Regions from separate parts of the Mus musculus genome. Here region 2 is linked to region 1. A link is a loop called in an ENCODE intact Hi-C map of the cell type or tissue named here. Cell type or tissue: left cerebral cortex. All regions are shown on one strand. Each heading gives the region's core, and the rest is flanking DNA. Links, peaks and the distances in the headings are about the cores only.

Region 1 (2,837 bases), core at 1-2,500:
TGGTTTAACCAGTGCCTATCTCAGCAGCAGCGATGGATTACATCCAACACTTTGCAAGACAAAAACTTAAGCCATCCTTAGCGGAGAAGGGAAGTTCCTTCCTTCCCTGCCCCCATTTAAACCCACCTCTTTTTCTTTGATCTGTGTGCTACATCTTAATGAGAAAAAACTATAAGCTCACCCTGACCGCAGTCAGCCGGGCCGCCTCCTGAACCCAAGTCCCTCACCCAGGGCGACTCCTCTTCCAAACCCGGAGCCGTAGCCGGCAGATCCAACACACATCCCACCCCCAGCACCCCAGGCCCACCTCCCGGGGCTCACTCGACGACCCACATCCCCAAGCTCCGCACCCCCATCGCACTTCCGCCCGGGTGGCGCGGTGACCAGCCCTCCCCCAGCCCCCACCCCATCTTTGTCTGGCTCCCCCACACCTCAACGTTCCCAACTGCCAACGGCAGCCCTCCCTGGCGCCCCACCGCCCACGCCCACCCGGCGCCGCGCGCGCCCGCAGGCCGCTCACCTTGTCCATGAGCTTCCAGCACTTCTCCACCATCTTCTTGTCCACCGTGCAGGGAGGGTGCGGGCTGAGGTGGTGGTGGTGGTGGTGCGGCTGGAAGGCGTCCTTCATGAGCCCGATCAGGCCGCCCGCTCCCGAGCCCCCAGAGCCGCCGCCGCCGGCGCCCGAGCTCTTCTTCACGTTGCCGGCCATGGCCAGCGGAGGGTCGGGAGCCCGCTCGGCCGCGAGCGAGGGAATGGAGCCGGGCGAGAAGGAGGGGCCTCTCCGGCAACCACCGCCGGCGCTCGCAGCCCAGGGAGTGAGAGGGAGGCGCCCGCCCTGAGGCGCGCCCCTGCGCGGGCGCGAGCGCGGCCGGCGCAACGCGGGGGCGCGCGCCGGAGACGGGCAAGCACGGCACGCCGCGGCGACCCCCAACGCGCGCACGAGCTCGCGTGCACCCGCGTGCCCCGCGGCTCCCGGAAAGCCTCGACCAAGTTTCCGCGCCCACTGCTCCCGCCCTGACCCACTGGGACGGGCGGGGCGGAGCCCAAAGAAAACTCAGTGCCTGCGCCCTCTGCTGGAGAAGAGAGGAATGGAAGGAAAGAGGTGGGGTCCAAGGTAGAACCTGCGCACTAGGCAGAAGAGAAGCCTGGCCGTCCATGTTCGTTGTGGCCTGGGCTTGTTGCCTCCGGGAGTTGAGTCATGGCTGTGCTCGGATTAAGACGGGTAGGGATGGAAGGAGTCTTCTAAATGTGGATATTGAGCTTCGAGTTATCTGCCTCATCTTGTGGAAAGATGGAAAAAGAAAGCCAAAGTTCGTTTTCTTCCCCTTAGTGTTTTTATTTTTGTGGTGATTGGAATTGAACCTACGACCTCACACATCCTAGACAAGTACCCCACCTTGAGCTATATCCCTATTCCACCATCTTGTTTCACCATGTAGCCCTGGCTGCCTTGGAACTCGCTGTGTAGACCAGGGTGGCTCTGAACTCACAGAGATTCACATGCCTCTACCTCCCGAGCGCAGGGATTAAAAATCGCCTTGGTATTTATAACCCTCAAAGGTTGGGAATTCAGTTGCTGCAGCTTTTTGCAGACTAAGTCACATAAAGGTTTAAGGTTAAGGACACTCGCGTCTCACGCGCTTCTTCCAGACTTTTTAACCTTTTTAAAACAAGTAACTTCCTTTTGATCTTTTTCTTTCTGAAGAGCAATTCCTTTTCTGGGAACTGAATATGTACTTTAAAGATATTCTATTGCTCAGCGGAATGCGCTGGCGGCACGAGGCCCCGCCCACAGAGGCTGTGAGCCACTTGCATGGAGGGAACAGAAATTCAGCTCCCGGACACCTTCACTTCCCTAATCTTCAGACTTCACTAGAAGTACTTTGAAAATAGGAACTTCTTTTCCAAAGAAGAAGAAAGTACCCAACCTTGGTTTGCTAATATTTTTTTAGCTCCAAAACCATTTGGTGACATTAAGTACTCAGTTCTGCCACCAAGCCTTTGGCTGGTAGGTTGTTGAACTTGTCCAGTACTTGAAGAAAGAAAACAGTCTCTGAACACCAGAATTATTCAGTCCCACAACTTTGGGTTGCAAATCAGTCATTTTTTTTTTTTTTTTTCGAGACAGGGTTTCTCTGTGTAGTCCTGGCTGACCTGGAACTCACTCTGTAGACCAGGCTGGCCTCGAACTCAGAAATCCACCTGCCTCTGCCTCCCAAGTGCTGGGATTAAAGGTGTGCGCCACCACGCCCGGCTGCAAGTCAGTCATCTTTAAGACCTTTTTGAACCTGTATTATCATTTCATGTCAATAGCCTGCCTTTTATTTCTTTGTTTTGTTTTTGTTGGTGGTATTGAGCTTGGGGTTTTTGTTTTCAGACAGGGTCTCTCTATGTAGTCCTGGCTATCCTGGAACTCTTTATGTAGAACAGACTGGCCATAAACTCACAAAGATGCTCCTGCCTCTGCCTCCTGGGTGCTGGGATCATAGGCATGTATCACTCTGCCCAGATTTTTATCATTTTCTACCTAGAAAAAAAAAAAAAAAGAAGAATCTACCAAAGAAAAATATAGGCAGCACTCTAAAATTACCATCAAAACTTGGTAAGGCCTGTGCCCCTCCCTAATTGCAGGCCTTCCTTCTTACTCTCCCAGACTTTTGAAACCCTCTTCACTGACACTGACACTTCATCCTGTCACCATTCCTAAAGTGTAGCCTGACAGAAACACACACACACGCAAACCAAACCTTTGAACCCTCCCCACTGTTTCATCTGTAATAAAATTAACAGTCACAATCTTACTTAAAGTTGTAAACTACTTCATGATACATAGACTC
Region 2 (2,895 bases), core at 213-2,712, 53 kb after region 1:
CACCCTGATAAGGAGATGTGCCTAATGCCTAATCTAGCCACATTCTTCTTAGCACAAAGTTCCGAAGGCCAAGGAAATAACAAGAACCTCATCATTCAGTCCAGAGCTGCTCTGAAAGAGACAGCTCAGGTTTAGGAGCCCAGATGCCTAGTCCACTAGCTCTCTCTCTCTCTCTCTCTCTCTCTCTCTCTCTCTCTCTCTCTCTCTCTCTCTCTCTCTCTCTCTCTCTCTCTCATACACACACACACACACACACACACACACACACAGTGCCCTTTGGTCGCCTATGGAAATGAGCAAACATGTAGAGACAGCTGATGCTGAGCCCTGTTCTGAAGCACCCCAAAGCTATTTCTTAAGCCAGAGAGGACATCGTCTCAGCCCCACCCCTAGCCCACACCCAGCTCTGGGAAGCAAACCCAGCCCAACCTCTAGGCTCCCAGCCCAGCTATTGGATTAGGCACTTGTGGGGGGCTCTAGGAAACCTGTCCTGATGGGGAGGAGAGAGGAGGATGGGGGAACTCCAGTGTTTCTAGGCTTTGGGCTCTGCTCTGCCTCTTACTAGCAGGGGGACATTGGTCAGGTTATTCAACTTCCCCAAGTCCCAGTTTCCTCATTGGTAACACGAACATGACATCCCTTCTGTCTGATCCCCACCCCTCCCGATTCCAGGGACTGTGGCAATTCGAGAATGGAGTAAGATGGCTGGAATGAGAACATCTTTAAAAATAGGTGTAAGGATACTGTTGGACCTTGAAAACAGCCTCCACAGATAGAGTGGTCCCCTTCCCCAAACCGACCTTCACAGGCAGGGAGAGAGAGAGAGAGAGAGAGAGAGAGAGAGAGAGAGAGAGAGAGAGAGAGAGAGAGAGGACTGAGAGAGAGAGAGGACTGAGAGAGAGAGAAGACTGAGAAAGAGAAGACTAAGAGAGAGAAGAGACTGAGAGAGAGAAGACTGAGAGAGACTGAGAGATTGAGAGGTCATAGGGTCTATTTAGAAGAAAAAGCTTCAATAGCTGTTTGAACTCCCATAGTGCTGGCAGATGTGGGGAGCAGGGATCTTGTACCTCAACTGCAGTTGTGCAGTGAGGGTTAGGGCCCACAAAGCTCGCAGAGTAGGGTATCCCCAGGACTTATGCTCCTGGAAAGGCAACTCAGGGAGAGTCCCATGGGGCTGCCACCTACCCCGTTTGCGCCAGCAGGGCCCCTCCCGCACGGAATAGGACAGTTCCACGAACTCGATGTCCACAGCAGAGCGCTTGGGCAGGTGAGAGAAGCGCTGTGCTTCTGTGATATGGTTCTCCACCTTCTTTAGGTGCGTGGTCAGCACAGGGGGCTCTGCCCCGTCCTCCAGTGTCACAGCCATGGCCACAGCCCCAGGGCCCAGTCCACAGCCCACGGCCTCCAATGCCTTCTCCGCCATCACGCAGCCGGCCTGCAGGAGAGGGCCTGCTTAGCTCCGGGCAGACCCTCCAGCCCTTGCTCAAGGCGCCATAGCTTTCCGATGCTGCCCCGCCTCCACTCCTCCCACCCCAGCCTCCTTCTCCGGGCAGATCCCCCAACTGTCCGCACCCCTTTTCCCGCCGGGTCTTATGCACTCGGGCAGCACACACCCGGTGGTGCAGTGACACTCAGTTGCGACCTCGCCTCGTTCCTTGGCAGTCTCAGCCTGGCCTTGCTCGCCTGGCCCATCGAAGCTGTGCCCGCTCCTCCCTCCCCGCCGCGGCCTTAATCTCCTTACCCCACAGACAAGCAGTCCCTGGGGGCCGGGCGAGGGTAACCACCCGCTCGGAGGTCGGGGAAGCTAGGAGGCACAGGGTGGGCCGGGGGAGGCTCTGGCCTCGGCTCCGAGCCCCTCTCTGCACGGACTGGCACCGCTCCTCGGCCGGCCTCCCCATCCCGCTCCTCCGGACTGTTCCCCCAAACAGCGACAGACCCCAGACCCTCCAAGCCGACCCTCTTGTCCCCTGCTCGCCTGGTCACCTTGACGCGTCTCCGGCCGCTGCGACGCAAGGATGCTCAGCAGAGATGCTCAACCGGGATGTTCGACCCGGATGCTCAGCGTTGCGGCGCGGGAGGTGGACACTCCGGCTCTCTTCACCTGCCTCTGGCTGCGGCACCCGCGCCCCGGCTCCCTGTCCCGGTGGCCCGGGCCGGGGCGGGGCTAGGCCAGGGCGGGCAGTAGAGGAAGGCAGGGCTCGGGTCAGAAAGGATGACACAGTTGCGGAGAGATGGTTGAGGTCCCGCCGCGATCCCACTTGGATGAACCCGCCGGGTTCTCGTAGTCTGGTCCCCAGCGCCTGTCCTCTGGACCTAGTCGGGCGGCAGTGTTCTCTTCCAAGCTTCTGCTCGCTGGTCCTGCTGCTCTTAAAGGGCCCGTACTGCCCCTCACTCCGCGAGTAGCAAGGATGGAGGTGGTGAAAGCTATGCCTGCAGAGTTGGGGCCCGAATGGGGCCCTTTTTTGGACCTAGGACTGAGGTCAACCCGGAGGTCACCAAGGGAGGGAGACTTGATGTTACTCAGAGAGGCAGGTCCTTGAGCGGTAGGTGCCCAGGGGGGTTGGGAAGCTGTCGGTCTATCTGCATACACAAACCCCTCATTGCTTATCTCTTGCAGTTCAGCTTTGGAGCGCAGCCCCACCCAACCCTAAAGTACAAAGGACTTGAATGTATAATTCTTGAGACTTTGAGACAGCCTCTCACGCCTCTTCACATCCCCCCTCTCTAAGGGCTCAAGAGGACACTAGTTATGAAGAGACAGGGGATAGTAGTTATGACAAAGCCTGCAGGCAGCTCCAAGGTTAACCTTGACCCAGTCACAGCCTGCTTTGGCCATCAAAGTCTTTATTCTATTCGACCAGCCAGATTCAGGTCTCCAAGCCAGTATAGGCTGAT

What was found. Hi-C counts contacts between places; a loop is a spot of excess contacts. Peaks named below come from ENCODE experiments on the same cell type or tissue, not always from the same donor. Only the 100,000 strongest peaks of a DNase experiment are listed, where the experiment ranks them.
Region 2: a loop joins it to region 1, with 6 times the contacts of the local background. A loop is called at or near these places in 1 of 42 quality-filtered maps.

The regions. Positions count from the first base shown.
Region 1 is chr9:44,233,180-44,236,016 of GRCm38, forward strand. It overlaps Cbl (Casitas B-lineage lymphoma), which reads right to left and starts at 867. Exons shown (of 16, transcript NM_007619.2): 1 at 521-867. The coding sequence starts at 709. In left cerebral cortex, for the core only: CTCF peaks have their summits at 1,070 (motif pointing left) and 1,967; DNase peaks (open chromatin) are centred at 126, 1,039, 1,434 and 1,774; H3K4me3 peaks cover 1,799 bases; H3K27ac peaks cover 1,882 bases.
Region 2 is chr9:44,286,031-44,288,925 of GRCm38, forward strand. It overlaps Abcg4 (ATP binding cassette subfamily G member 4), which reads right to left and starts at 2,214. Exons shown (of 15, transcript NM_138955.3): 1 at 1,984-2,214; 2 at 1,186-1,435. The coding sequence starts at 1,423. In left cerebral cortex, for the core only: no CTCF peak of the experiment used is centred there; DNase peaks (open chromatin) are centred at 1,267, 1,556 and 2,352; H3K4me3 peaks cover 2,146 bases; H3K27ac peaks cover 1,540 bases.